Regions from separate parts of the Homo sapiens genome. Here region 1 is linked to region 2. Evidence: read pairs that join two places in POLR2A ChIA-PET (ENCODE). Cell type or tissue: Panc1. All regions are shown on one strand. Each heading gives the region's core, and the rest is flanking DNA. Links, peaks and the distances in the headings are about the cores only.

Evidence for each region. ChIA-PET counts read pairs that join two places held together with the same protein. Peaks named below come from ENCODE experiments on the same cell type or tissue, not always from the same donor. Only the 100,000 strongest peaks of a DNase experiment are listed, where the experiment ranks them.
Region 1: POLR2A ChIA-PET joins it to region 2 with 6 read pairs; 3 of 35 experiments call an interaction of 5 or more read pairs at or near these places.

Annotation. Positions count from the first base shown.
Region 1 is chr1:33,377,604-33,390,238 of GRCh38, reverse strand. All of the region lies in intron 1 of PHC2 (polyhomeotic homolog 2), which reads left to right. Among named protein-coding and RNA genes, the nearest start is that of PHC2-AS1, 34 kb to the right of the region's middle. In Panc1, for the core only: no CTCF peak of the experiment used is centred there; DNase peaks (open chromatin) are centred at 2,329 and 5,678.
Region 2 is chr1:33,206,980-33,219,614 of GRCh38, reverse strand. It overlaps a transcript of ZNF362 not described here. Among named protein-coding and RNA genes, the nearest start is that of TRIM62, 31 kb to the right of the region's middle. RefSeq lists enhancers at 1-207, 8,309-8,478 and a silencer at 7,475-7,534. In Panc1, for the core only: no CTCF peak of the experiment used is centred there; no DNase peak of the experiment used is centred there.

The DNA.
Region 1 (12,635 bases), core at 1,764-9,763, 170 kb before region 2:
AGTAAAAAGTTTTCACAGAATTATATGCTACCATGGTTAAAAGAGCCCCTAGTGATGATGCTGCACGAATTCCACCTGCCCCATGGTTGCCCAGCCTCTGCTTGAACCCCTCCACCGACTAGGAACTCACTTCCTCACAGCCAGCCCCACTCTACTTTTTAAACAGCTCCAGTGATTAGGAAGCACTTTTTTTCTATTCAGTTGAAATCTATCTTCTTATAATTTCCACTCTGTAGTCCTAGTTCTGCATACTTTAATTTGAAAATTAGCTACCTACGTTTCATAAATATGATAAAAGAAGTAGGGTAGAGTTATGCTTGACTGGAAAGAATGGGAGGTTGAGGGGGACCTATCCATTTAGATAATTTTCCCCTGCAAATAGGGAACAGGTTAGAAATACAAGAAGCTAAAAGCCAAGATGTATGCTAACAGAGGAAAGGCAAACTTACGAGTATAAAATGGAATAGAACATTCCAAATACGGCAGGAAGCAAAAGGCCGGTGGTCACAGTAGATCACAGGCTGACCACAGATGTGCATGCTATGTTTCTGCTAGAAAGGAATGTTAATAGCAATTAAAGGCTATTATTTGGGGCAAATGAGGGTAAGGAGGCCCCAGAGCTAGGCCCAGGGGACTCTGGAATTGCTTTGTGATTCCAGAGCTATGAAACAGCTGCCAGGACAAGTTGCCAGGGCAGAAGCAAGCAGGAGGAAATGTCCTGGGAAGGGCTGGGCCCTTTAAGTGGTGGCTGGGCCAAAGCAATGAGGCCTTCAAAAGGGAACGGTCCCAAAGAAGATGGAGGAAAGGAGTAGAGAAAGGAAGCTGGAAGTTCAAGTTATACTCCTGTTTATAATGTAATGTAGGCTTAAGATTAATCCAAACACCCTGAGAACTGATGAAGCATTGCATGAACAATATCCCCAAGAAGAATGTGTGTTGAACATTCACTGCTCTGGATTTCTAAAATGCTTTTACTGCACAGAGCTTGGAGTTGCGTGGGGGATTGAATCTAGTAATAGCAATCACCAACTAGCTTCGTCTCTTTCGCACCCCCCACACCCTGCCAAACACCCACCACATGCACAACCCGTGGCTTACGTCTGTCCTGGTTGTCACTTCTTCCAACTTCATCTGTAGGTGAGGGGGTTTTTTTTCTTTCTTTCTTTTTTTTTTTTTTTTAACAAGAACATTTCTTGGACTTGAGAATGGGGCTTTTGGGAGCCTGGTGGAAAGTTTGTGTCCAAGCCAGGACTAAGAGTGTAGTCAAAAATTGTAAGGGATTAAAAACCCACATGTTTGAGAATCTTCCCTTCTCCACATTCAAGGCACTCCCACGTTACAACCTGGACATGAGCTCCAGATTCAGACTATTCTGATTTATGCCACTTCATAGTTTTATGATCTTAGAAGTTACTTTACCTCTCAGAACCTGCTGCCTCATGTAATCACTGATCTAAAGCAATGCTGGAAGGATTAATCAGGCAGAGGAGACTTGATCATGATAGAATGATGCCCATTCTGTGCTGCACATGGTGCTGGGTGTTTTCTTTCTACGTATTTTTTAGGTGCTTGCATTTTCTTATTTACTTTTCCCAATAACTCTTCATAATTGCTGTCACTGGGCTGGGTGTGGTGGCTCATGCCTGTAATCTTTGGGAGGCCGAGGTGGGCAGATCACCTGAGGTCAGGAGTTCGAGACCAGCCTGACCAACATGGTGAAACCCTGTCTCTACTAAAAATACAAAAAATTAGCTGGGCGTGGTGGCGCATGCCTGTAATCCCAGCTACTCGGGAGGCTGAGGCAGGAGAATCGCTTGAACCTGGGAGGCGGAGGTTGCGGTGAGCCAGGATCGCGCCATTGCACTCCAGCCTGGGCAACAAGAGCAAAACTCTGTCTAAAAAAAAAAAAAAAAAAAAAAATTGCTGTCATTAGCACTGTTTCCCAGATGAGGAAACAAAGGCCTGTGGAGGTTAAGTAACCTGTCTCAGGTCTTCTAGCTGGGGCAGAGACAGGAATCAAGACAGCTTTCTCCAACTATGAAGCTCCTCCTCTTTCTTATAAATTATATTGCCTCTCTGAGCTTGTGCCCAGCATGTGGTGGGCATTCAGGAAAGGTGGGCATCCTCTATCCCCTCTCTCCTGTGGGACAGTTGTTTTTGTTTTGTATTACTTTTCAATTAAATGATTGCAAATGATTTTGTAAACATTGCTAACAGGACCAACCTTATGTGTAGATAATATATGTTGAAATACTTATGAACAGGAAAGGCCTACAAATGTTAGACATGCCCTAATTATTACTCAGAGTGTGATTTCAGGGATACCAGGCAGGGCCTGAGAGAGTTCTAGTTGACACATTTGCCTTAGACTGACGCTGCTGCGGGAGATGACTCTTGTGAGATAGGCTAGTAAACAGAAGGCTATGGGAGCCAAGTGAACTTCATAAGAACTGACTGGCCCAGAGAGGCCTGGATCGGAATAAGCACAAGTAATTCTGCCTCTTGTGCATGGACTTTGAAACCTGTGTTTCCGATCCTACACCTGCCATTTGCTAGCTCTGGGGCTCCGATAAGTTACAGGGCCTCTATGAATCTCAGTTGTCTTGTGAGAAAAATGAGGAAGTAGTGTCTGTACCAGAGGGTGGTTGTGAAGAATAAATGATATTATGTCCCTGAGCAAGCAATAAATGGCAAGAATTATTATCATTTACCAGTGGCTGGCCTGAAAATACTGGCCTCCTAATGGATAAAAGACCATCTACATACCTAATTAAGGCCCTTGTGATGGGAGACACCCCATCTATCCCTGGCAGTCTCTCTTTAGAATATATCAAAGAGCTTAAAGCCCCATTCCTTTAGTCTCCTTATAGGAGATGTAAAGGGAAACTCCAAGGGAGGTAGGCTGTATCCTTGGAAGAAGCTCTGGGGGGAGCATGCTCAGATCTTCACAAGAAAACAGGGCACCCCGTACAGTCACTGCTTCTCTAGGGCACTCTCAATGCTAGTGTTCATGAAAGTCAGCAAAATCCTTGACCCCAGAGTTACAAAGAGTTAAGTGGTACCTGTAGGGCCACTGGTAGGCCTAAGATACAGCCCGATTTCAGGGGTGGAGGAAGAGAAAAAGAAGGCCAGTAAAAAATTTCTAGATAAGTTTTTAGGCCCTTGAACTTTATTCTGAAAGCCTGATAATTAGCCACTTCCCATGATCCCTGTGTTGGCCTAGTCATACTTGTCAGGACATAGCAGCGGCAGAATGGCCAGCATACTACGGTTTAACCATCAGGCCAGTTCAAGGCTGAGCAGGAGCAGGAGAAAATGGCCAACTCTAGAAATAGTAGCTGTGTGTATGTGTATGTGCACATGCACATGTGTGCTGTGTGTGCACTTTGTGTATGTGCTGTGTGTGTGCTTTGTATGTGTGCAGGGTGTGTGTGCGCACACTGTGATGTGTGTGCGCACTGTGTGCTGTGTGCTTTGTGTATGTGTTATGTGCACTTTGTGTGCACACTGTGTATGCACTGTGTGCTGTGTGTTGTGCTCTGTGGGGAGATTTAGTATGGAGAGATTTTGTTTTTAAGATGAGGTCTCACTATGTTGCCCTGGCTGGTCATGAACTCCTGTGCTCAAGCAGTCTTCCCATCTCAGTTTGGGTAGCAGGGATTACAGGTGTGCGTCACCACACCCAGCTTGAAAAGATTTTTATAGGGATCTTTTTTTTTTGAGACAGAGTCTCACTCTGTCACCGAGGCTGGAGTACAATGTCATGGTCTCGGCTCACTGCAACCTCTGCCTCCCAGGTTCAAGGGATTCTCCTGCCTCAGCCTCATGAGTAGCTGGGATGATTATAGGCGCCCACTACCACGGCCGGCTAATTTTTGTATTTTCAGTAGAGACGGGGTTTCACTATGTTGGCCAGGCTGGTCTTGAACTCCTGACCTTGTGATCCACCAGCCTTGGCCTCCCAAAGTGCTGGGATTACAAGCGTAAGCCACCGCACTCAGCCAGGGGTCTTTTTTTTATAGCAGTCTTTTTCGTGACCTTGGTACTGAGATTTCTATGTATAAATCCCCAAAATGCATACCCTTACAAAGGCTAAACAAGGAAGAGCTGACTGAGATTATAACATAAAAAAATTTACTCTGGGCCGGGCACAGTGGCTCACGCCTGTAATCCCAGCACTTTGGGAGGCCGAGGCAGGTGGATCACCTGAGGCCAGGAGTTCAAAACCAGCCTGGCCAACATAGTGAAACCCCATCTCTACTAAAAATACAAAAATTAGCCGGGTGTGGTGGTGCAGGCCTGTAATCCCAGCTACTCAGGAGGCTGAGGCAGGAGAATTGCATGAACCTGGGAGACAGAGGTTGCAGTGAGCCGAGATCATGCCACTGCATTCCAGCCTGGGCGAGAGAGCAAGACTCCATCTCAAAAAAAAAAAAAAATTTTTATTCTGTTACTAGACCCAAGAAAGTTACTAGACCTGAGAACACTGTGCTGACTATAACTGGCTTGGATAGTGATCTTATTATAGGTCTCTGTTGCCCACAGGGCCTGAGACCAGCCGGTCTCAAAATCTAACTTTGAGTTTATTGAAGGAAATGATAGTATCTTTTTTCTCTGAGGGAAAAAAAGTCAACTTCTGTCCTACCTTAATGTACTCTCTTTGTAATCCATGCTTAAGCTGTGCTGGATGTTTTAAATGCATTGTTTTACCTATTATTTAAAACCAATGAAGTCTGCACTCTTGTCCATTTTACAGAGAGGCAAATGAGGCGCAGAAAGGTTACGTAACATGGCCAGGGTTGCATTCCTGTATGTAAACCCTGCCCTGGCAATGTTTGCTCATTTTTATGGAGTAGAACGTCTCTCCCCTTTTCTAAACTCTCTCTCATGATACTTTGCCTTTGTGTGATTTTTGTTTCCGAAATGCTTTCTCCTATTTATGTTGTTTCATTTTCCGGAAGCTCTGGGAGGTCGGGGTAAGGTATTATGATCTCCACATAATGCTGCTGCCTAGCTCCCACCTAGTCAATGTGTGACTGGGTCTAGTCCCAGCCTTTTGGCCAGGACCTTCTACATCTGCTTTTTGCAGTGACCACAGTCCCACACCCATCACTTCAACACCACTCATCTTTCATTTCCCCTCTCCATTCCCAAATCAAAATTTACATGTCCTAGGCCCTGTTGAGAGTAGCCATCTGGACCCACAAATTTGAGTAAAGGTGCTAATGGCTACTAATAGTTTCAAAGGTCCCTTCTCAGATAACATGGTATTTGCACAGTGTGTTTCGGTATTTTAACCTTGGGTTCCTCATCAGGAGGTGAAGAGCTTCCCAAAGAGCTTCAAGCTTTATTCATTCCTCATTTAACAAAATCTTACTGTTGCTGGCTCGGCACCATGTTAGGCATTAGGAATCTAAAAATAATGGAATCACTACCTAGTAAATAAAATCAGCTGTCCTGCTATGCTATTAAAGTTCAGAAGAAGGCACCAAATCTAGGCTGGGGTACAAAAAGGAAGTCCCTAAGAGGAACAGACGTTATAGCTGAACTGCAAAGGGTGAATGCGCTCCGGCCAGGGAGATGGAGAGTGAGGGGCCTGGGGAGTGGCCCAGGCAGAGGGAAAGGTCTGGGCAAGGGGTGAGACAGCATATGACTAATTCTGGAATCAGCTGTGTGGGAGCACGTGGTAGGCAATGAAGCTGGAGAGAAACAGGAAGATCCCTAAACAGAGTGCTGCCAACATTTTCTTTCCACGTGGAGGTATTTTGAGGTTTCAGCAGGGAAGAAACTATGTTTGGTAACTCTTCCCATCTCAAATTCTAGCCCCTTTTTGCAGGGACTTCATTATGACCATCTTATGGCATCAATGATGACTGCCCCTTTTAAATCTCATATTCAAATGGATAGTGGGGCCCCTTAGAGCAGTGGCTCTCATGCTTCATCAGCATCAGAATCTCCCAGAAGGCTGTGAGAACACAGGCTGCTGAGCCCTGCTCCCAGAATTTCTGATTCCGTAGGTCTGAAGTGGTGCCTGAAAATTTGCATTTTTGGAGAGTTGCCAAGGGACCACATTTTTGAGAAGCCTTGCCTTGGAGCATACAAAGCCATGATATTAACGAGGCTGTTTTTAATGCCTTTGCACCCTTTTTTACCATTAGTTTCAGTTGACCTTTTTAGGCTGGTCAGGTTGAGTATTAGGCAGCATAATAGTTCCCTAAGGCCGCCTTAACAAATTACCACAAACTGGGTGGCTTAAAACAACACAAATGTATCATGTTACCGTTCTGGAGGCTGGAAGTATGAAATCCAGGTGTCGGCAGGGCCATGCTCCCCCTGAGTCCTTCCTCGCCTCTTCCTAGCTTCTGGTGGCTGCAGGTGTTCTTTGGCTGGTGGCAGCATAGCTCCAATCTCTGCCTCCATCTTCACGTGGCTGGCTTCTCCCCGTGTGTGCCTGTTTTCACATGGCGTTCTTTTATAAGGACACTGCTTATATTTGATTAGGGGCCCATAGAAGACACAGAATATATTTTGCTCTGCCTTACAGCAGTGAGTCCAGGGCTGCCCAAGTCTAGACAAACTCATCCATCCCGTCCCCAAGCATTCAGCATCTGCACAGTGTGGCTTTCACTGTACATCCCTTCCAAAAGACAGCAAATCCTTCTTTTTCCTCCTCATATTCTTCAACCAACCAGCACCACCTTGTTATAGAAATACTTGATATAACCTGCCTTTTATAAATTAGGAAGAAAACAGTAAGGTTTCAGAAAGTTTACTCATTTAAATTTATAGTGTTTTGCATCACAATGAAATCATTCTGTTTGGATTGCTAGGACTATATGACCAGCTTTAATTCCTCATCCTTCACTTCTATTTTTGTTGGCCTTCATTTACTTACTTTGGTTTCTAGAGACACTAAAGGTGGCAACATGCAGAGGACAGGGGAGAGGGAGGGACCTTTTGAGATGGTTTGAGCTGCATCCATTTGGACTGCTCCCAGTGAGTCAGTGGCTTCAGACTGGAACAAATCAGGACACTTATGTTCATGCAGCAGCCGAGAGGTGTAAGGAGGCCTCCCCCAGGTCCCCTAAGTCTAGGGAGTCTGAATCTTCTGTTATTACTGCCTTATGCCTCTGGCGGAGGGGCATCCAGAAAGGAGAAGCAGAGCCACAGCAAAGGAATATGTTCACCCATCTCTTCAGACTCTCCATACCAAGCCGCCTCATGATAATACCAGCAGCCACGATGGGGCTGACGAGACTTCTCATTTCCTGCCCAGCTCTGATTCCATTAGGAAAAACCTCACCCTGCCTTACCCCAGGGCTTTAGGCTAGATTTGGAGAGAGGTTTTCAGTATCCTTCCCCTCTGCTTTCCCGGAACCTCTGTCACAGCTGTAATCCACAGCAAATGGATTTCCCTGACACTGGGGACAAAGGCCTAGTGTTTCGTAGACTTGGCGGCTCCTGGGAGGGCAGAACCATCAGCGTTTCTCCAGCTGCTGGTCTCAGGCCCTGTGGGCAGCAGAGACCTGTAATAAGATCACTATCCAAGCCAGTTATATTCAGCACATCATTCAAAGTGGCCCATTGCAGTTAGGAGGGGAGAAGTGACTTAAATAGGAATCATAGCCCTTCAGAGCCCGGGCTCATACAAAACCACACAGTGAGTAGGAACCCAGAGAAAAACAGACTTCTAGTTCTTGATGTTAGCCATTAATGAGATTTGGCTGTGATTTATAATGGGAGTCCGCAGGGATGGGTGGCCTTGGGGAAGAAATAAAGAACTAGTTGGAAGAGAAGGAAAGAATAAGAGTAGGAATTAAAAGGAAATTGAAAAGGGGTGGGTAGAATACTGAAAGCCTAGATACTGTGAAAGTTTAAGGATTCAGATTTTCTAATGTGGGTCACCAGAGGGAAGGATGTAAGGAGAGTCCACAGATGCCTCAGTAGCCCTTACTGAGACTGCAGAATGCCTCCGCTACTCTCCAGCAGCCAGAACTTTGAGCGGAAGGAAGGTGTGAAGGGGGAGATATGAAAGCTCTGGTTCAAAAAGGGGAACTGTAGAAAAAAAAGTTTTAAAGCTGTTATATGGGTCCACACTTACTAATTATGTTTTCTTCCAACTCAAGTTCCCTTCTACTAGGAGACCAACAATAAAGTGACATATGGCAGGACCCTAGCTTCTGGTTTCTCTGCAGGGCAAACTTCACCTCTCTCGTTGATAAGTCACCACCACCATGCGGGCAGGAGGTTTCCTGAGGTGCCTTCCATGGTACTGGATGAGAATCAGGGGAGCCATATCACCCCAAGTCACTTACCTCCCCCACACTGGGTCTCCGTTCTTGCATAGAAAAAACAAGGGAGATTATGGTAATTTTTGATTTCTCATACTGGTTGATGGATACACAAGCATATTATCCTTTATATATATATTACATAGAATATTTTGTAAGTATAAATGGACATTAATTAACAATTAGGGAATTAAATTCAGAGATATCAGTTCGTTTTCAACTGAAAATCTAGTATGCTTTGACACGGACTTCACCCAGTGTGGCTGAAATAATGGCTCAAGGTGAAGTTGCAGAGAGGATCATGGGAAGCGCTCTGGCTTTGGAGTCGGACTTGGTTTTGAATCCCAGTTCTATGATGACCTTACATAAATTGCTTAGATATATTTCTCATTGACAAAATTGGGATAATCATACCTATACCATAAGGGAGGTCATAGTATCTATGATAGTGCTTGACAAGTAGTAAGTGCTCAATAAATAATCACTATTATTAGTATAGACACCATTGATGGAAGGTACTGAAGTGAAATCACAGGTGGCTGATGTTTTAAACTAGTTGGTGAGAAATTTGTGGATGAGGTAGAGATTAAGCTTTCAGATGAGGAGTAGGATGGAGTATGGTGCATTTCAAGCAATTTTATTCAACAAACATCTATGGAACGAAGCACAAGGTATTATGGGAAAATATGACATGATCCCACCCCCAAGCAAATCACTTTCTTGTAAGGCTATGTTGTAAGTGCTAGGAGACAGGCAGGCACAGAGTGCTCTGGGAGCAGCCTTTAAGCTGGATGGCTTAAAGGAAGACACTGGAACCTAATTTGAAGGAAGCAAGAGGAGAAGAGTTGGGGGGGTTGCATTCAGTGCATATTTCACAGGAGAGACTCAAGTTGTTTTGAAGATCTAAGGAGTTGGTTACATGAAAAATTGAAGGAAGGCATTTCAGGGGAGGGGAATAGCGTGAGTGAAACCACAGCGGTAAAAACCACAGAGGTAGGAAGTAGCAAGGCAGCCAAATTCCAAATGACCTGGGCACCTTGGTCATAATGCTGAGACCAGAGAGAGTGCAAGTGTGGAAAATGAGGCCAGGAAGGCAAAATGGGTCAGATCATGGAGGGTTTCACATCCCACATGGAGCAGCTTGTGGGGTGGGGGCACTGGGTGGGCCCAAGAACAGAGGTAATTCAACACATGATGCAGGGACAAATGGATATTCACATGCCCAAACATGGAATAACATATGACCCAGAGATTTCACTGCTAGGTTATACCCAACAGAACAGAAGCAAGGACTTATATGCCGTGTTCATTCCATTGCAACATTATTCACAATAGCCAAAAGGTGGAAACCACCCCAGTGTTCATCAACAGATGAACAAACACAATGTGGTGTGTATGTAGGTATACAATGGAATACTATTCAGCTATCAAAGGGAAAGAAATTCTCATACATGCTACAACATGAATGAACTTTGAAAACATTATGCTAAGTGAAACAAGCCAGACACAAAAGGACAAATATTAATATGCTTCCACTTAAATGAGCTATCTAGAACAGGCAAATTCATAGAGAATGAAAGTAGATTAGAGGTTAGGGGATAGGCAGGGGACAAGGGGGACTGAGGAGTTATTGCTTAATGGTTACAGAGTTTCTGTTTTGGGTAATGAGAAAGTTCTGGGAATAGATGGTGGTGATGATTGCACAACAGGTGAGTGTAGTTAATGGTACTGAATTGCACACTTAAAATCTAGTCATATTCTGAACTTTCCTTCTCTATCCTTTACATAAGTGATTGAGAGAGAGAGCAGTCAAGAGAGTGAGAGAGCACACTTGAAAGACAGCCACAGCTATCAAAAGTGTGAGCTAGAACAGAGGGTGCAAGCTGGGGACAGAGAGCAACATGAGCATGCACTATCCAAGAAGTAAGAGAGAGTGTCTGTGTGAATTGAAGAGACAGACCTGCTGATCAAGCCTGGGATGGCAGATGCTCAGGGAGGGGGAGACTACAAGCGACAGGAGAGAGAGCTGGAGCATGTGCAGCAAGGGTGCGGGCACTTGGGAGAGCCACGGGGAGCCAGAGGCAGGAGACTGGTCAAGGGCGAGCAGCCCAGGAGGCAGCAAGAAGGTCGAGTAGGGGAGAGAGCTCATTAGAGGGAAACGGAGCTACCAGTCTGGATCAATCACAGCGGGGCAAGAGGGCAAGAGTGGGAGCAAGAGCGAGGGGGAGGACGTGCTCGTATTCCAGAGAGCCAAGGCAGAGTGAGGGAGGGTGAGCACACTGAGGATGGGCCCACCCAAGGAGCAGCTCTGAGAAATCAGTGGTGAAAGGGAGCATGGGCACAGGTGTGAGAGATGGCAGGGACCAGGGGCAGGGAAAGAGTGGGAAAACCAGGGACTGGGGAATCAAAAACTACTGACACAGAAAAGACACGGGTGGTTGGGGGTGGTAGTGGGAGGAGGGGCGGGACAGTGGGTGGGGGGATGGTGGGGGGCGGGGGGGATGGTGGGGGGACAGGGGGAATGGTGGGAGGGCAAGGGGGACAGTGGGCAGGGGAGACCGGGGGGAAGGGGGGGACAGGGGGGATGGGGGGGGCAGGGGGCGGTGGGGGGGTGGGGGGCAGGGGGGCAGTGGGGGGGTGGGGGGGCAGGGGGGCGGTGGGCGGGGAGACAAAGCCTAGAACTGGAGAGAGAAGAAAGGAAAGGCATGCTTGCCCACAGGAGGAGACAGGCGACAAGAGTGTGGGAAGTGCACTGTGCCCACGTGCCCAGGTTGCTGCAGTAAGTCTCTCTCCCCTGCATGGGGAGCAGTGGCTGTCCTGGCCTGTACAGTTTTTCTGTAAAGGAATGCCATGCTCCCTCAAGACTTTTGTCTTATTTCTTAACAAGATTTGAGTGTACACTCTCCACAGTGTCTGCCCTAGCTGCTACAAAAGGAAAAAAGAAATAGAAATGATAACCCCCAAACTGAGCAGTACTGGGGAGATAGCAACAGGACATTAATGATGACTTTGGCTTTTTGCACTAATCATGCTCTCATTAATGTGAAAAATTATATTTTCTTCCCCTCTTAAATGGGTATACTCTACAAGCAGAGGACTGAATGTCTGTGATGGGATGACAAATAAATATTATTTTTCCATGTAGGAAGGAATGGGTAGAAGGAACAGCCTCTACACAGCCTCTGTTCTAGCTCATGCTTTTGATAGCTGTGGCTGTCTTTCAAGTGTGCTCTCTTACTCTCTTGATTGCTCTCTCAATCACGTGAAGGATAGAGGAGGGAAGGTCAGAATATGACTAGATTTTAAGTGTGCAATTCAGTATGATTAACTACACTCACAGAAATAGAACTGAGACTTGATCATCCAGGATGTAGATTATTCTACCCTCTTAATTTTCTGCCCTATTTTCCCATTTTATTTTTTATATTTATAAGTACTTCAGTTGAGATTTTCCAGTGTGTAATGAAAAGCAAGAAATGAAACCCAATTCTGGCCAACATTTGGGAAAAGGGAGGTGAGACTTTGAACTAAGAGAAGATGTTGGGATTCTGTGAGGTAGTCTGTGTTTGAATGGAACTATCATTTACTGATTTGTTGCTTGATGATCCTTATAATTTCAATTGCACCTCACCTTTACAATTAGTTTTTCAGTTTCTGTGAGATCAGGAATTATACCTCCTACCACTTTTTATGCAGCCTAATTTTCCCTCCCTAGAACATAAGATAAAGTGGATTTTGACAGCGCCAAGACATAGGAAGTACTTGTTGACTTTGCTGCTTCATTGATTCCTGCATCATCATTATCATCATAAGCATCCTTAGCAAGTCAGTAGCCATAATAAGGCCCAGCACTGCGTGCAGCTCAGGACAAAGGGAATTAATTCATGGACAAGCACCTTGCTCTATGGCAGTAAAAGCAGACATATGAACATAAGGAAAAATCACTGCTTAAAGAGTAAGGTCAAGAGTGCAGCTTGCAGGCTGCTACACTGCCTTGGAAATCATAAGCAACTTGCTGCCTGCCACCTGGGAGTGGCTTGGGTTTCCAGACTCCCAACATTCCTGTCTTTTAGACTTTACCCACACTTTTTTCAGCCCACAGTGAAATTCCCCCAGTCTGAAGAAGGCAGCCTGAGCAATGATAACCCTGAAACTGAGCAGTATTGGGGAGATAGCAGCAGAATAGTAATGATTACTTTGGCTCTTTGCACTAATCATGCTCTCATTAGTATGAAAAATTATATTTTCTTCACCTATTAAATGGGTATACTCTACAAGCAGATGACTGAATGTGTGTGATGGGGTGACAAACAAATATTATTTTTCCATGTAGGAAGGAATGGG
Region 2 (12,635 bases), core at 1,907-9,906:
CCGTCTCACCCCTCTCCTGGCCAGCACATCTCACCCACGGCCATGTGCTGGCCTTTTCTGCCTGGGAACACCATATCTTCCTGTTGGGCCCTGCTGCCCATGCTACCTGGTTAGGTCTTCACGAGTCCTCCCCTTCCTCGCTGGGCTCCTGCCCTGCAATCTCCCTCCATACTACCCAGTGAATCTTTCTTAGACACAGAATTAATCAAACATGTGGGCAGGCTTGAGACAGCAGGAGCCAACTTGTCTCTGGTCCGCCGATGAATGAATGGCGGGCAGAGGTTGGGAAGTGGGCTGGGCAGGCCCACTGTGGGCTCACACTCACTGAGCGCCAACCGTACACTTTACCGTCATCATACCCAGTGAAGGTGGGTACCACTGGACCCATTTCACAGATGGGGAAATTGAGGGTACAGAGGTCATGAATGTCACACCCAGCCCCCAGCCAGGAGATGACAGAGTTGGATTTTGAACTCCAGTCTAACTTCAGAGCCTGATTCTCTTCAATGTTTAGAGGTTATCTCTAGAGACTAAGGGGAAATAATTTGTGTTTGGGGCCCTTAAGGGTCAGTGAATCAAGTGGCTTCCTGAGAAAGGAAGGAAGTCTCTTGCGGGGGGGCAGGGGGTGGTGTATGTGTGTGTGTGTGTGTGTGTGTGTGTGTGTGTGTGTGTGTGTGTGTGTATGTCCAGCTCCTGGGCAGACCTGTGCGTCCAGCCTGAAAGTGAATGTTGCTGCCACTGCTGCCCTCCACTGACCAGAGGCAGAACTGTTCCAATCTCTTGGGAATCTGACTTCACAGGGGACTACATTGCCCAACTCCACGGACCCTGAGAAACCAGATGGGTTAAGGTTAAATCCCTAATATACAAAGAGTTCTTAAAAAGCAATAAGAAACAAACAAATTTAATCCAACAGAAAAAAATAGACAAAGGACATAAACAGGCCATTTCACAAAAGAAAACATCCAAATAGCCAATAAGCAGATGATCAATTTCACTAATAACCAAATAAATGATAATAAAAACAATAATGACAAGTTCACCTGTTAGATTACAAATTGACAATGCCTTCTTTTAGAAAGAGTGCTGAGAAACAGGCATTCATGTATTGTCAGTAGCAGTGAGATTGGTACTAGCTTTTTGGAGGGCAATATCAAAAATTTTAATATTCACATTTTTTTTTGAGACAGGGTCCAGGCTGGAGTGCAGTGGTGTGTGTAATCACAGGGCACTGCAGCCTCGACCTCCAGGGCTCAAGTCATCCTCCTGCCTCAGTTTCTCAAGTAGCGTGGACCATAGGCATACACCACCATGCCCAGCTAATTTTTAAATTTTTTGTAGAGGCAGTATCTCCCTATGTTGCCCAGGCTGATCTTGAACTCCTGAACTCGAGTGATCCTCCCACCTTGGCCTTCCAAAGTGCTGGATTATAGGCATAAGCTGCCATGCCCAGCCCCTACATTTTTCTACCTAACTGTTCTGCATCTAGAAATTTATCCTAAAAATGCAAAAGAATATATGTTTAAAGGTGTTTGCTGCTACAGTGTTTATGGTCCATCTATGGACTATAGAGAAAAATAGGGAGCCACTAAAAATAAAGACGTAACTGGATTCTGCTCATGTTCATGCTGATCACGTTTATACATTTATGTAAATTGTATATTTGTATGTGAGTATGTAATCAAAGTAAAACTTTGACAGTAATAAGATAAATATATTTTTTACATAGATATCCATGACATATTATGGAGTGAAAAACTGAGATTGCACCATAGTTAAAATACTATGATCCAGTTTACATAAAGTTGTGGGTGTGTGTTTGTGTGTGTGTGTGAACATAAGGAGTTATCTTGGAAGACTGTTACCAAAATCTTAATGGTGGCTACCTTTGTATAATAAGATTTCACTTAAATTTTACTTTCTCCTGTATACTTCTCTTATGGTTTAAATTTCTTTTTAATGAGTCTATATTATTTTAATAATGAAAACAATAAAGTTGTTTTCATTCTGAAGAAAGAGAACAGTCAGAAGATCTTGCTTCCCCAGGTGGGGGAGCCCAGTGGTAGGATGGGGGTGGCCCTGCTAGGACAGCAAGCTGGTGGTTGGGATATTAAGGTGGGGTGCAGAGATCTGGAGCTGCATCTGACCCAGTGTAAAGTTGCCTGGAATGAGTCCTAGATGGTCAGAGAGGAAAACGCCTGCTGGTCTAACACCCTCTGTGTGAGGCAGGAGTGACAGATTACATGGCTCAGATTGGGCAAGGGAATTGGCCAAGGTTACACAGTGAGCTAGTGCTGAATTGGGCACCAAAACCCAGGCCTTCAGACCCTAGGCCAGGGCTCCTTCCTCACTGCTCTCACTTCATAAGGTGGATCTGAAGGTCAGAAGTTAGATCAGGTTAGGCAGCAGGTTTCCACTGAGATGGTGCTGTTACTGATTTGCTGGGAGTACAATTATCTCCAATTTAGCCTCCTTAGCACTGAGCCAGGAAGTCATTGCTCCCTGGGAACATCTTTGTGCCACGTGCCTGTTCCTGATGCTGAGCTGGAAGCTGGGTTGTAAGGGATGGATGGTGGCCTCTCTCCATCCCCAGTCTTCCTGCCTCCAGAACCGCCTCAGCAATTCATTCTCTACACCACCCTAGGGGGATTCCCTGAAAACTCTACTCCCACGCGTCGCCTCTGCTTGGAAAAGCTCTCTGTGGTTCCCCACCGCCCTTATTCAAGGCCTTCAGTGATGTGAACCCACCCTCCATTTGCAGCCCTTGCCCAGCCCCTCCAGCCACCTGCACAGGGGGCCCATCCTATGTGCTGACTCTACCAAGTCTTTTTACCTTCCTGTACCTTGGCTCATGCAACTCTTTCTATTTATTATTATATTCCTGCCTTCTATAAGTGCGAAGCTTTTGATCCTTCTTTAAAATCATCCTAAATAAATGTTCTTTCCTCCAGGAAGCCTTCTTTGACTCCCAGAGGAATTTTTTTTTTCCTGTTTCTTTTTTTTTTTTTTTTTTTTGAGACAGAGTCTTGCTCTGTGGCCCACGCTGGAGTGCAATGGCACAATCTCGGCTCACTGCAACCTCTGCCTCCTGGGTTCAAGGGATTCTCCTGTCTCAGCCTCCTGAGTAGCTGGGATTACAGGCGCCTGCCACCACGCCTGGCTAATTTTTGTATTTTTAGTAGAGATGGGGTTTCACCATGTTGGTCAGTCTGGTCTCGAACTCCTGACCTCATGATCTGCCCGCTTCAGCCTCCCAAAATGCTGGGATTACAGGTATAAGCCATCGCGCCCGGCCCTTTTTTCTGTTTCTTAAGAGCATACTTTATTCATCTTTGTACCGTCTGTGGCTAGCCCTGTGCTTAGCATACAGTGAGCAGACAAGAGATGCTGGTCAAATGAAGAGTCAACTGCATTTAATTAAACTGTCTCATTTTCCCCTCCTCTCCCACCCCTTTTACTTTAGAATGCAAGGGATGGAAAAACTCTCTAAACTTTTTCAGAGGAGAAGAATATAGGAGGTCTTACATTTCACTTTCAGTATAAGTACAGCACTGGTCTTAGAGTTAAAGTATTATGGAAACGTTTGTTTTTATAAATATATCACAGGTTGGAGATACTGACATATAATAAGATAAAATTATTAGCCCAAGGTTTAGTTGGCAACACCTTGACTGTATTTACTTTTATAATCATGAGAAACATTGCTTCAAACCATGTTTGTTATACATAATAAGCATATATAGGCCCCTGGTTTATGGCAGAAAACCTTTTTCAAAAAATTCGTGACATTAAGAAAACATTACAAGCATCAGCATATTCCTATATATGTGTGCTCAATTTCAAAATTTATTTGAGGATTTGTAGAAAATATCACTCTGAATGTGACTGTGAACTTCATTTTTGCAACACTACCAGGGTACAGAATTTTTATATTGATTTTTAAATTTTTAAAAAATGTTAGTGACTATGGATACTCCATATTCATGGAGTACATAGGGCAATGTACTGATCCAGGCACTCAATGTGTAATAATCACATCAGGGTAATCAGGGTATCCATTGCCTCGAGCATTTATCATTTCTTTGTGTTAGGAACATTCCAATATCACTCTTTTAGTTATTTTTAAATATACAATAAATTACTGTTGACCATAGTCACTCTGTTGTGCTATCAAATACTAAAATACTAGGATATTATTCATTCTATATAAGTATATTTTTGTGCCCATTAACCATTCTCCCCTACCCCACCCTACCCCAAGCTTCCTTCTCAGCCTTTGGTGACCATCATTCTACTCTCTATCTTCATGAGTTCAATTGTTTTAATTTTTAGCTCCCACATATAAGTGAGAACATGAGAAATTTGTCTTTCTGTGCCTGGCTTATTTCACTTACATAATGTCTTCCAGTTCCATCCATGTTGTTGCAAATGACAGAATTTAATTATTTTTATGGATGAATAATATTCCACTGTGTACATGTACAACATTTTCTTTATTTATTCATCTATTTGGGGACACTTAGATTGATTCCAAATCTTGGCTATTGTGCACAGTGCTGCAATAAACATGGGAGCGCAGATATCTAATCAATACACTACTTTCCTTTATTTGGATGTATACCTACTAGTGGAATTGCTAGATCATATGGTAGTTCTATCTTTAGTTTTTTTGAGGAACCTTCAAACTACTCTCCATAGTGACTATACTAATTTACACTCCCAACAGTGTACGAGGGTTCCCCTTTCACCATATCCTCACCAGTATTTGTTATTGCCTGTCTTTTGAGTGAAAGCCATTTTAACTGGGGTGAGATGATATCTCATTGTAGTTTTCATTTGCATTTCTCTGATGATTAATAATGTTGAGCATTTTTTTCAAACACCTATCAATCATTTGTAGGTCTTCTTTGGAGAAATATCTATTTGGATCTTTTGCCCACTTTTTAATCCAATTACTTCATTTTTTCTGATCAAGTTGTCTGAGCTCCTTATATATTCTGGTTGTTAATCCCTTTCAGATGGGTAGTTTGCAAATATTGCCTTTCATTGTGTGAGTTGTCTCTTTACTTTGCTGATTGTTTCCTTTGCTGTGCAGAAGATTTTTAGCTGGATGTGATCTCATTTGTCCGTTTTTGCTTTGGTTGTCTGTGCCTTTGAGGTATTATTTGAGAAATCTTTGCCCAGACCAATGTCCTAGAGAGTTTTCCCAATGTTTCCTTTTAGTAGTTTCACAGTTGGGGTCTTAGATTTAAGTCTTTAATCCATTCTTACTTGATTATTGTATATGGCAAGAGATAGGGGTCTACTTTCATTCTTCTGCATATGGAGATCCTGTTTTCCTAGCTCCAAATATTGAAGAGACTTTCCTTTCCCCAGTGAATGTTCTTAGCACCTTTGTGAAAAATGAGTTCACTGTAGATGTCCCATAGGAATTTTTAGGGGTGTGCATTCAGCTATTCCTGTATGTTTTCCCATGGCTTCAGCTTCTATCTTATTTTGTGTCTTTCAATTTACATGCTTTTTATTTGCTTCTTTTTTCTTATTTCACATTTTTAATTGGATTGATTTCTTTTTAATTCTATTCTTTTTTTCCCTGAACTAGCATGAAGTTAAGTATACATCATGCACTCTTAAAATCTAGAACTCAGTAAAATCCCTAGACTTTTCCAAACCAATACAAAATCAGGTGTTTTCGTTCAATCTTGTTTTTTGTTGTTGTTGTTGTTTTGTTTTTTTTGTTTTGTTTTGTTTTGGTTTGCTTTGGTTTTTTTGAGACAGAGTTTCTGTCTGTTGCCAGGCTGGAGTGCAGTGGCGTGATCTCAGTTCACTGCAACCTTTGCCTCCCGGGTTCAAGCGATTCTCCTGCCTCAGCCTCCCAAGTAGCTGGGACTACAGGCACATGCCACCACGCCCAGTTAATTTTTATATTTTTAGTAGAGATGGGGTTTCACCATGTTGGCCAGGATGGTCTCGATCTCTTGACATCGTGATCCACCCGCCTCGGCCTCCCAAAGTGCTTGGATTACAGGCGTGAGCCAACACGCCTGGCCTCAATCTTGTTTTAAAACCCCCAAAATAGTAATTATTATTATTATTACTATAGTAATCAATACTTATTTAAATTCACCAACACATTTACCAGCTTCTTTGTTCACTTTACTGCTTCCCACCCTTCTTCTGGGATTTTTTCTAACTGATTTATTGAAATACAATTGACAAACAATAAACTGCCCATACTTAAAGTGAACAATTTTGAGAGGTTGTTATGTATATATGTATGCATCTGTGAAATCATCGCCGTGATTAAGAAAATGAACTTCAGGCTGGGCGTAGTGGCTCATGCCTGTAATCTCAGCACTTTAGGAGGCTGAGGTGGGTGGGTCACCTGAGGTCAGGAGCCAAGATCGCACCACTGCACTCCAGCCTGGGCAACAGAGTGAGACTCCATCTAAAACAAAACAAAACAAAATTCTAAAAATTTATATGAATAGTATAATACATACATACTCTTTTTGTCCATCTTCTTTCACTCAGCACAATTATTTTGAGATTCAGCCATGCTATTGCACATATAAAATTTATCCTTTTTATTGCCAAGGAGCATTTCCATTGTATGGATGTGCCACATTTAGTTTATTCATTCATCCATGGATTTGGGACATTAGGGTTACTTCTAAATAAATTGTGACTATTATAAATAAGGCAGCAATAAACATTTGTGTACAAATCTTTGCATGCACGTACGCTTTCATTTCTCATATAGTTCGGCTGTCTTCTCCAAATCTCATGTTAAAATGTAATTCCCAGTGTTGGAGGTGAGGCCTGAAGGTCAGAGATGTTTGGATCATGGGGGAGTATCCCTCATGAATGGCTTAGTGCCATTCCCTTGGTGATGAATGAGTTCACACAAGATCTGGTTGTTTAAAAGTGTGTGGCACCTCCCCACTGCACCCCACCACCTCTCTGTCTTACTCCTGCTCTTGCCATGTGATAGGCCAGCTTCCCCTTTGTCTTCTGCCATGATTGTAAGTTTCCTGAGGCCTCACCAGAAGCCAAGCAGATGCCTAGCGCCATGCTTCCTGTACAGCCTGCAGTACTGTGACTCAATTAAACCACTTTTCTTTATAAACTATCCAGTCTTGGGTACTTCTTTACAGCAACACACCAATAGCCTAATATAGGTACCTAGAAGTGGAATGGCTCAATATACGTTAGAGATACCTAGGTAAATTATTGAGAAACTGCCAAACTGTTTTCCAAAATGGCTATCATACTAGTCATTCTCACACTGCTATGAAGAAATACCTGGGACTGGATAATTTATAAAGAAAAGAGGTTTAAGTGGCTCACAGTACTGCAAGCTGTATAGGAAGCTTGGCTGCATCTGCTTCTGGGGAGGCCTCAGGGAGCTTTGACTCATAGTGGAAGGTGAAGGGGAAGCAGGCATGTCTTACATGGTTGAAGCAGGAGGAACAGAGAGAAGGCGGCGGTGCTACACACTTTTTAACAACCAGATCTCATGAGAATTCACTATCGTAATGACAGCTCCAAGGGAGATGATGTTAACCATGAGAAACAGTCCCTGTGATCCAATCACTTCCCACCAGATCCCACCTCCAACACCAGGGATTACAATTGAATGTGAGATTTGGGTGGGGACACAGATGAAAACCATCTCAGATGTACATTTGATATTCCCACCAGCAATATAAGAATTATCAAGACCAAATCTCCTTTGGATTGGTGTACCTGAAAGTGATGGGGAGAATGGAACCAAGTTAGAAAACATTCTTCAGGATACTATCCAGGAGAACATCCCCAACCTAGCAAGGCAGGCCAACATTCAAATTCAAGAAATGCAGAGAACACCACAAAGATTACTCCTTGAGAAGAGCAACCCCGAGACACATAAATGTCAGATTCACCAAGGTTGAAATGAAGGAAAAAATGCTAAGGGCAGCCAGAGAGAAAGGGCGGGTTACCCACAAAGGGAAGCCCATCAGACTAGCAGATCTCTCTGCAGAAACCCTGCAAACCAGAAGAGAGTGGGGGTCAATATTCAACATTCTTAAAGAAAAGAATTTTCAACCCAGAATTTCATATCCAGCCAAAATAAGCTTCATAAATGAAGGAGAAATAAAATCCCTTACAGTCAACCAAATGCTGAGAGATTTTGTCACCACCAGGCCTGCCTTACAAGAGCTCCTGAAGGAAGCACTAAACATGGACATGAACAAACGGTACCAGCCACTGCAAAAACATGCCAAATTGTAGAGACCATCAACGCTATGAAGAAACTGCATCAATTAAACAGTGAAATAACCAGCTAGCATCATAATGGCAGGATCAAATTCACACATAACAATATTAACCTTAAATGTAGGCCTGGCGCGGTGGCTCACATCTGTAATCCCAACACTTTGGGAGGCTAGCGAGGGCAGATCACAAGGTCAGGAGATTGAGACCAACCTGGCTAACATGGTGAAACCCCATCTCTACTAAAAATACAAAAAATTAGCCAGGCGTGGTGGTGGGCACCTGTAGTCCCAGCTACTCGGGAGGCTGAGGCAGGAGAATGGTGTGAACCTAGGAGGCAGAGCTTGCAGTGAGCCAGGATTGTGCCACTGCACTCCAGCCTGGGTGACAGAGTGAGTCTCTGTCTCAAAAAAAAAAAAAAATTAACCTTAAATGTAAATGAGCTAAATGTCCCAATTAAAAGACACAGACTGGCAAATTGGATAACGGGTTAAGACCCATCGGTGTGCTGTATTCAGGAGACACATCTCACATGCAAAGACACACATAGGCTCAAAATAAAGGGATGGAGGAAGGTCTACCAAGCAAGTGGAAAGAAAAAAAAGTAGGGGTTGCAATCCTGGGTCTCTGATAAAACAGACTTTAAACCAACAAAGATCAAAAGAGATGAAGAAGGCCATTACATAGTGGTAAAGGGATCAATTCACCAAGAAGAGCTAACTATCCTAAATATATATGCACCCAATACAGGAGCATCACGATTCATAAAGCAAGTTCTTAGAGACCCACAAAGAGACTTAGACTCCCAGGCAATAATAATGGGAGACTTTAATACCCCACTGTCAATATTAGACAGATCAATGAGACAGAAAATTAACAAGGATATCCAGGACTTGAACTCATCTCTGGACCAAGCAGACCTAATAGACATCTACAGAATTCTTCACCCCAAATCAACAGAATATACATTCTTCTCAGCACCACATTGCACTTATTCTAAAATTGACCTCATAATTGGAAGTAAAACACTCCTCAGCAAATGTAAAAGAACAGAAATTACAACAAACTGTCTCTCAGACCACAGTACAATCAAATTGGAACTCAGGATTAAGAAACACTCAAAACTGCACAACTACATGGAAACTGAACAATCTGCTCCTGAATGACTACTGGGTAAATAATGAAATGAAGGCAGAAATAAAGATGTTCTTTGAAACCAATAAGAACAAAGACACAACATACCAGAATCTCTGGGGCACATTTAAAGCAGTGTGTAGAGGGAACTTTATAGCACTAAATACCCACAAGAGAAAGCAGGAAAGATCTAAAATTGACACCCTAACATCACAATTAAAACAACTAGAGAAGGAAGAGCAAACAAATTCAAAAGCTAGCAGAAGGCAACAAATAACTAAGATCAGAGCAGAACTGAAGGAAATAGAGACAAAACAAACCCTTCAAAAAAAAATCAATGAATCCAGGAGCTGGTTTTTTGAAAAGATCAACAAAATTCATAGACCACTAGCAAGACTAATAAAGAAGAAAAGAGAGAAGAATCAAATAGATGCAATAAAAAATGATAAAGGGGATATCACCACCGATCCCACAGAAATACAAACTACCATCAGGGAATATTATAAACACCTCTATGCAAATAAACTAGAAAACCTAGAAGAAATGGATAAATTCCTGGACACATACACCCTCTCAAGACTAAACCAGGAAGAAGTTGAATCTCCAAATAGACCAATAACAGGCTCTGAAATTGAGGCAATAATTAATAGCTTACCAACCAAAAAAAGTCCAGGACCAGACGGAGTCACAGCCGAATTCTACCAGAGGTACAAAGAAGAGCTGGTATCATTCCTTCTGAAATTATTCCAATCAATAGAAAAAGAGAGAATCCTCCCTAACTCATTTTATGAGGCCAGCATCATCCTGATACCAAAGCCTGGCAGAGACACAACAACAAAAAAAGAGAATTTTAGGCCAATATCCCTGATGAACATCAATGCAAAAATCCTTAATAAAATACTGGCAAACCGAATCCAGCAGCACATCTAAAAGCTTATCCACCACGATCAAGTCAGCTTCATCCCTGGGATGCAAGTCTGGTTCAACATACACAAATCAATAAGTGTAATCCATCACATAAACAGAACCAACGACAAAAACCACATGATTATCTCAATAGATGCAGAAAAGGCCTTTGACAAAATTCAACAGCCTTTCATGCTAAAAATTCTCAATAAACTAGGTATTGATGGAACATATCTCAAAATAATAAGAGCTATTTATGACAAACCCACAGCCAATATACTGAATGGGCAAAAACTGGAAGCATTCCCTTTGAAAACTGGGACAAGACAAGGATGCCCTCTCTCACCACTCCTATTCAACATAGTATTGGAAGTTCTGGCCAGGGCAATCAGGCAGGAGAAAGAAATAAAGGATATTCAATTAGGAAAAAAGGAAATCAAATTGTCTCTGTTTCCAGATGACATGATTGTATATTTAGAAAACCCCATCATCTCAGCCCAAAATCTCCTTAAGCTGATAAGCAAATTCAGCAAAGTCTCAGGATACAAAATCAATGTGCAAAAATCACAAGCATTCCTATATACCAATAACAGAGAGCCAAATCATGAGTGAACTCCTATTCACAATTACTACAAAGAGAATAAAATACCTAGGAATCCAAATTACAATGGATGTGAAGAACCTCTTCAAGGAGAATTACAAACCACTGCTCAACAAAATAAAAGAGGACACAAACAAATGGAAGAACATTCCATGCTCATGGATAGGAAAAATCAATATCGTGAAAATGGCCATACTGCACAAGGTAATTTATAGTTTCAATGCTATCCCCATCAAGCTACCACTGATTTTCTTTACAGAATTGGAAAAAAACGACTTTAAATTTCATATGGAACAAAAAAAGAGCCCACAGAGCCAAGACGATTCTAAGCAAAAAGAACAAAGCTGGAGGCATCACGCTACCTGACTTCAAGCTAAACTACAAGGCTACAGTAACCAAAACAGCATAGTACTGGTACCAAAACAGATATATAGATCAATGGAACAGAACAGAGGCCACAGAAATAACACGTCTACAACCATCTGATATTTGACAAACCCCACAAAAACAAACAATGGGGAAAGGATGCCCTATTTAATAAATGGTGCTGGGAAAACTGGCTAGCCATATGTAGAAAGCTGAAACTGGATCCCTTCCTTACACTTTATACAAAAATTAACTCAAGATGGATTAAAGACGTAAAACCATAAAAACCCTAGAAGAAAACCTAGGCAATACCATTAAAGACATAGGCATGGGCAAAGACTTCATGACTAAAACACCAAAAGCAATGGCAACAAAAGCCAAAATAGACAAATGAGGACTAGTTAAACTAAAGAGCTTCTGCACAGCAAAAGAAACTATCATCAGAGTGAACAGGCAATCTACAGAATGGGAGAAAATTTTTGCAATCTATCCATCTGACAAAGGGCTAATATCCAGAATCTACAAAGAACTTAAACAAATTTATAAGAAAAAAAACAACCCCATCAAAAAGTGCAAAGGATATGAACAGACACTTCTTAAAAGAAGACATTTATGCAGCCAACAGACATATGAAAAAATGCTCATCATCACTGGTTATCAGAGAAATGCAAATCAAAACCACAATGAGATACCATCTCACGCCAGTTAGAATGGCGATCATTAAAAAGTCAGGAAACAACAGATGCTGGAGAGGATGTGGAAAAATAGGAAGGTTTTTACACTGTTGATGGGAGTGTAAATTAGTTCAACCATTGTGGAAGACAGTGTGGTGATTCTTCAAGGATCTAGAACTAGAAATACCATTTGACCCAGCAATCTCATTAGTGGGTATATACCCAAAGGATTATAAATCATGCTGCTATAAAGACACATGCACAGGTATGTTTATTGCGGCATTATTCACAATAGCAAAGACTTGGAACCAACCCAAATGTCCAACAATGATAGATTGGATTAAGAAAATATGGCACATATACACCATGGAATACTATGCAGCTATAAAAAAGTATGAGTTCATGTCCTTTGCAGGGACGTGGATGAAGCTGGAAACCATCATTATCAGCAAAATATCACAAAGACAGAAAACCAAACACCGCATGTTCTCACTCATAAGTGGGAGTTAAACAATGAGAACACATGGACACAGGGAGGGGAGCATCACACACCGGGGCCTGTTGGGGAGTGGGGGGCTGGGGGAGGGATAGCATTAGGAGAAATACCTAATGTAAATGATGAGTTGATGGGTGCAGCAAACCAACATGGCACATGTATATCTGTGTAACAAACCTGCACGTTGTACACATGTACCCTA